Regions from separate parts of the Homo sapiens genome. Here region 2 is linked to region 1. The links are chromatin contacts, found by Hi-C or POLR2A ChIA-PET in ENCODE. All regions are on one chromosome and are shown on one strand. The core of a region is the stretch at or near the end of the contact, and the rest is flanking DNA. Distances in the headings are between cores, read along the strand shown. Region 1 overlaps LOC107984195 (a long non-coding RNA gene). Region 2 holds the start of LINC02660 (long intergenic non-protein coding RNA 2660).

The links. Hi-C counts contacts between places; a loop is a spot of excess contacts on that map. ChIA-PET counts read pairs that join two places held with the same protein, here RNA polymerase II (POLR2A). Pooled maps may share reads with other maps.
Region 2: a loop to region 1 is called in a map of transverse colon, with 2.9 times the contacts of the local background. The contact joins the promoter of LINC02660 here to the enhancer-like site in region 1. A Hi-C loop is called at or near these places in 2 of 168 maps with a recorded cell type or tissue (endothelial cell of umbilical vein and transverse colon), 1 of 37 single-sample maps with no recorded cell type and 5 of 50 pooled maps. POLR2A ChIA-PET finds 5 or more read pairs at or near these places in 4 of 52 experiments (IMR-90, Panc1, activated CD8-positive, alpha-beta memory T cell and 1 more).

Annotation. Positions count from the first base shown.
Region 1 is chr10:4,058,380-4,061,537 of GRCh38, reverse strand. The region is part of intron 4 of LOC107984195 (a long non-coding RNA gene); the gene reads right to left. Among named protein-coding and RNA genes, the nearest start is that of MIR6078, 69 kb to the right of the region's middle. Within about 2 kb of position 1,582, at least 6 of the 41 ENCODE cell types and tissues checked have a DNase peak (open chromatin) inside an H3K27ac peak, as active enhancers do; they include Panc1 and transverse colon, where a contact is called at or near this core.
Region 2 is chr10:3,910,605-3,913,762 of GRCh38, reverse strand. It overlaps LINC02660 (long intergenic non-protein coding RNA 2660), which reads right to left and starts at 1,740. Exons shown (of 3, transcript NR_183984.1): 1 at 1,717-1,740.

The DNA of each region.
Region 1 (3,158 bases), core at 333-2,832:
GCTGGACTGTCATGTGTGAGGGCGTGTTGTGGGTGTGCCTGCACATGCCTGCATGTGTGAGTGCTCCTTCTTCAGGAAGTATTTTTACCTCATTGCACATTCCCCTTCCTGCATAAAATGAACTCCTTCCATTTCTTAACCAAAATGATTCTTGCCCATCAATCAGGATTCTGTTTAAATGTCATTTTCTTAAAGGTCTTAAAGGGTATCCTCAGATCACTGGAACCCAAGTAGGAATTTGGATAAATTATCTCATGTCCCAGTTCTTTTCCTTAACACATTTTTGCCATAATATATACCCTTGAATTTTTAATTGTTTAATGCCTGTCTCTCACTAGTCTACCAAATTACTGAGGATGGAGACCCTATCTGTTTCTTTATTGTTGTATACTTAACATATAACAAAGTGCTTAACACCTAGAAGCCAGGTAATTAATAAACAGTCAGATAAATACATGAGCAACTGAATAATAAAGATAACTCCATATAGTTATATGTGGAAATATATATATATTATATATACACTGTTGTGATTATCGTTATTACTTTTGTCATCACTGTTCTAATTTGGGGTTCAGTTTTTATTAATTATTTATAAAATTTAGTAATTTCTAGATTTACCATAATATAAATTAATTATTACTATCTAATACAAAATTACTGTTTACCAGCAAATTCTCACAAATAATTATTATAGTAACAAGAAACTATTACTATAACTAAATTATTACAAATTATTATTATAGTCTATGAATCCAACAGGAAACAGCAGCTCTTATTTTGAATAGGTAAGGTTTCTAAGCTGGAGGGATCAGGTCTTCCTTATCCAGCTTAATTTCTAGTCCTTCCATGACATTTTTCCAGATAATATGCCGGGACACCCTTAGCATTCCATCAAGTTTTGGGTAAGAATATTTTCCATCTCTGGCCAGCTTGATTTGCCGAGCTGTGCTAGATGTCAGCAGCTGCACTGGACATTAGCTGAGGGTAAATAATGAACATGCATCAGCTTCCAACTCTGTGCCAGCCTGTGCCACATCTTTGGCCCTGGGTAAGGTTAGCCTAAGTGATGCCAGCCAAACACCCTCTGCAGGCTCCTTCCCATCTTCTTGGTTCCCCTTCTTCCCCGATGCACGCCCCCCACCCCCCAAAAAAGTCTGTCACTCCTGCTGCTCAGCCTAAGGCAAGCTATACACAATTGTTGATGCACGAAAGAAGATATGCTGGACACACAAAATGAAACAAACAGAAACTCAAGGCCATCGACGCTAAAGCAACCCTTCTGGCTGGTGTTTGGAGACCAACACAAACTTTCTGGAGCATATGTCAGCATTTAAGATGGGAAAAAAATGGAAATCAAAAGAGTCCCTTTCCCCTGTTCCTGTCTCGCCACTCCCAAACCGTCGTTACTCTGGTCCCTTCAGGTGAAATTTAGGGTTGGTGGAAGGAGGGTGGTGCCCTGGGCCAGGTGGTCAAGAGTAGCATCACAGCTAGTTAAACTCAGGGCAACAGGAAGGAGACTAGACATTAACGACTGAGGTGTAGCTTCCTCTTGGCGGACGTTCCACATTACCACTGACTTTGTGCATCCCTGCTCATCTAAGCTGTGGTTAGATGTCATCTAACTTGTGGTTCTCAACTTTGGCTACCCGTCAGTCACCTGGGGAGCTTTGAAAACTCCTGGAAGAAAAGACCCCGGAGGCACCTCAGGCCAATTGGATCAGAATCCCTTGGGCTTCCAGATGGCTCCGATGCACCATTACAGCTAAAATGCTTGAAAAGGGTCACAAGGCGTTCAGGTGTTAAATCAGACACAGAACAGAAGAAGCAACTGCTCTGTTTAAAAATAAGAGCCACCTATAATGAATGCTATTTTTAAGAGGTTTTATACAAGCAAAATAAAGCATACAGCCAACGCCACTTTCTTTCTTTTTTTTTTTTTTTTTAAACACAGAGTCTTGCTCTGTGGCCCAGCCTGGAGTACAGTGGCACGATCTTGGCTCACTGCAACTTCTGCTTCCTGGGTTCAAGAAATTCACCTGCCTCAGTCTCCTGAGTAACTGGGATTACAGGCATGAGCCACCACACCTGGCTAATTTTTGTGTTTTTAGTAGAGACAGGGCTTCACCATGTTGCCCAGGCTGGTCTTGAACTCCTGACCTTGAGTGATCTGCCCACCTCGGCCTCCCAAGGTGCTGGGATTATAGGCGTTAGCCACCACACCCAGCTTCTTTTACTCTTACAATAAATTTTGCTTTGTTAGAGTGAAAATAACATCAACTGTGTTACTCTGTATGAAAATGTTCTTTTTCCCTGTTTGGTTTTACAGCATCTCCATTCCTACAGCTATAATTTTATATGATGCCTTGCTGGTATTTGCAGAGCAAAAATATTATATATTATATGTAGTTCCTTCTGCCAAAAGGTATAGAAAGTTTTGTAAAACTATGGAAGAGGAAAGAGCATTAGGTTTATTTTTAACTCATAAAAATTTTATTTGCTTTTTTTTTTCCCCTTTACACGGGTTGCTGTTACTTTAAGAGTCTACTGGCATTTAACTGGCAATAAAAAGGGCAAAACAAACTGTTCCTTCCTTTAGATTGTGCAATTTTATTGCGCTGTTTTAGAGGGACCAAATATGCCTTTAAAAGAAATGCATGTTTAACCACCTTCTTTGTGTAAAGCAGTAGGTCTGTGAGTTGACAAACCCCAAGGGTAAGGTAGTGGTTCTGTGTGTGCCTGATGTTTTTCAGGGATACTTAGAAACAATCTGAAGCTGAGTGGCATGGATGGCACTGGCTCCGCATGCAACCAAATCAAAGACGACTGAGTTTAGCTTGAGCCCAATCATGTCTATACTCAAAGTAAACGCAAAGGCGTCTGGAAGACCACGGTGATATACTATGGCTCTAACCAGAGGAATCAGCATAGAATTATATGTTTACACTAAATTGGGAAGCCATTGACCAGAATAAACGTTTCACACTTAATCGATGACACATTTTTGATCATATAGGCAACGCTATCCAATACCAACAGTGGGTTCTATCTTGCCTTTGGTGATGCTGTGCTTTCTGTTTTCATAGCTTTCTACACATGTTCACATAGATCGAAAAAACGGCAGCGTAATGAGTCAATAGCAAAATGGTCACTGGCGT
Region 2 (3,158 bases), core at 491-2,990, 150 kb after region 1:
TCCAAAAAAATTCATGATCCAAAACTCTTCTGGTCCTAAGCACTATGAATAAGGGATACTCAACCGTCCTATTGTTTAGCCACCTTCTGCCCTTGACTGGCGAAAGTGTCCAGGGCAGGGGACTAAGATTTTCTTCCGGAAGCTCCCTAGGAAGCTCTTCATGTAATTCTTATTTCCTCCTGCTCAGTCCTCTACAGAGAAGGGCAGAAGATCAAAGCCAGTTTGGTTTGCTCAAGGACAGGTGGTTCTTACTCTCTAGCAACACAGTCCCAGGGCCCTAAGCCTTCTGGTCAACCACTCTTCATTATTTTTGCCACTTTCTCCGGAAAAGTTGGGTTTCTTTGCATCCTTTTTGAAATATGTTACAGAGACATGAGCGCAACCCATGCCCTTGGACAGAGGTGTCCTGTCAAGAAGGCCCCATCTCTGGGTCTAGGCCCTGTGTGCCACTGAGGTCCCTGTAAAGCCCTTCTTTCCCAGCCCATCTGTCTGGGGTCACTTCTGGCCCCAAGCTCTTTTCTTCCAATATTTGTACCTAACAAGCCTTTTTTTTCTTGCATTTGTACTGTTTGAATTTCATCAAGCATATAATTGTGTTTGTTCCAATGGTAAAAATAATATTTTACTATTTACCTACTTTTTTCAAAGGGCATAGGTTCTCTAAATACTAAGTGGTAGGCAGTGTGCTGAGGGCTGGGGCTGCCAAGGTGAGTCAGAGAAACCCCTGAGTGTGCTGTGCTACCTGCCCGGTGCAGGAAACAGATATCCGAACAGACGATGGGAAAGAAGTGGGTTCTGTGAAGGTGAACAAATGTCCAGGAGGGACATGGGAGGCTGCCTCCAGGGCTGATCTAAACAGACCCCCACGCCTACCCCAGGTTTTCTGGGGGTTTTACTGCTGCTGCCGCTGATGTGAAAGGCGGTCCGTGATGTTGGTGCTCTCCCTTCCCCTCTCTTCCATCCTTCCCAGAACTCTGTGCCTTGGGCCAGGCAAGCTCAACCTTAAAGAGCGGAGGAAGAGGTGAGAAAGAATGAATGAATATTGGCCGGGTGCGGTGGCTCACGCCTGTAATCCCAGCACTTTGGGAGACCGAGGCTGGTGGGCCACCTGAGGTCAGGAGTTGGAGACCAGCCTGGCCAACATGGTGAAGCCCGTCTCTACTAAGAATACAAAAATTAGCCAGACATGATGGCACAGCCTGTAATCCCAGCTACTCAGGATTCTGAAGCAGGAGAATCGCTTGAACCCGGGAGGGAGGTGGAGGTTGCAGTGAGCCAAGATCGTGCCACTGCACTTCAGCCTGGGCAACAGAGCGAGACTGTCTGAAAAAAAAGAAAAAGAAAAAGAAAAAAAAGAATGAATGAATCTACTTCTTCTTCTGTTAAGACAAAAAGGCCCCTAATATTTTTCCAGAGGAAGAGATAGAAGAGGTAATAGCAGCTGAGAGCACCTAGAAAAAAACAGCACTTCCCAGCTGTAGCTCTCTCCAGTGAAAACGCTGAACTCAGAACAAGCATTGTGAAGTCGCAGGCGAGAGAGGCCAGCTCAGGAGGGCCCCCTGACCGCCCCAACAGACCCCACTCACAATCTCTGCTGCACATCTGCCCATGGAACAATGGCACTCCGAGCTCCTGCTCCAGATCCTCATCTTCAGCTAACAAATCAGAAAGATGAACGTCCACGGGCAACGCAGAAAACATCATAGAGATCCCTACCCAGGTTTGTCCTCTTGCTCAAAGAAAGAAGGTCGTGCATTCAGGACAAGTAACGACTTGCTGTAGCTTATCTCCTTCAATCCCAAATAGTTCTCATAGTTGGCTGAGAGAGGAGAGACCAGCCGCCTGTAATACCATCTATGATGCCTGCTCCCTTCTCTCCCTTCCAACATTTCTCCTTGACAACCCCACACCAAGAATAAACAGACGGGAAGGCAAAGATGAGCTACAAAGTTTTGAGCAACAAAGCAGGTCAAGTGGGGAATGAATACTCCCCAGCAAAACACAGAGGATCCGATTCAAGAGTTCATTGTGAATATAAGCACATAGGTTAAGCCTGCATACACCGAAAATAAAAATAACCATGCCTGATTTCAAGACTGAGACAGAAGAAAAAAATTACTCAGATAGATACGGTGGTCATCTTCACAGCCTTTTGAGCTAGCCAATATTCACTTCAATTGCCTGAGGTTTGCAGTAACTCGCTTTGGGTTCTAAAAGACACAGTGGGCTCACTGTCCCCCTTTGGGTGTCCCTCTCTGCACAGATAAACCAGCGGCACGCGGAGGGCATGAGATAGAAGCCTGTCCACAAGGGAGGAATTATCTTTTACAGGCAATCTGGGAGCACCATTGAAAAATGCTCTTCTGTGATGAAATTATGAATGCTTTCACATCAAACAAAAATGTATTGTCTAAACCCTGGGTGAATATTGGATGTCATTTTTTTTTCTGCTCAGCATTTTGATATAACTATGCAATAATCTCCAAGTAATTTCATGTTTACATACACCAGGTGACACACGGCATATGTGAAATTATGGCACTTAGGAATATTAAAGGCATCTAATGCATAATGAAAACCGTATATTGAAGAATAATTTTTCTTCTACAGTTTTATAAGCAGTTGACAAAAAGCTGACAGGAGAAATTCTTCCAATAATGGAAGTACTCTCAGGTTTAATTCTCTTATAACAATTCTATTATGCATAAAGTAAGACGGAAGAAGTCATTGGCTTATGATCTAAAGGAAAGCATAATCGCAAAACTATTGCAATCAATGCTGTTGAAAATAATTCTGCAGATAAAAATTTAATAATTTTATATGAAGATACACTGAATTACAATTTTAGGTCAAGTTGATCTTTCAAAGACAGACTGACTACCTTTTTGAACAAAAAAGACTATGCCACGTGGTATAGTTTATGTCTACCCTTTGTCTAAGGAAGCAAAATACATTTGAACAATTATTTAATTGAATCTACTTAACATCATTGATTATTTACACCTAAAATAACTGCTAGCTAAATATCAGGATTTCTGTCTTAAAATTGTCCAGATCATTTCCTCAGATCTCCAAAATGTTTTGCTAATAATACATGCCTAAATAAATATACCTAATTAAGCAAAACAATGCGGATTTGGTTCATTAATCCTCTTCAT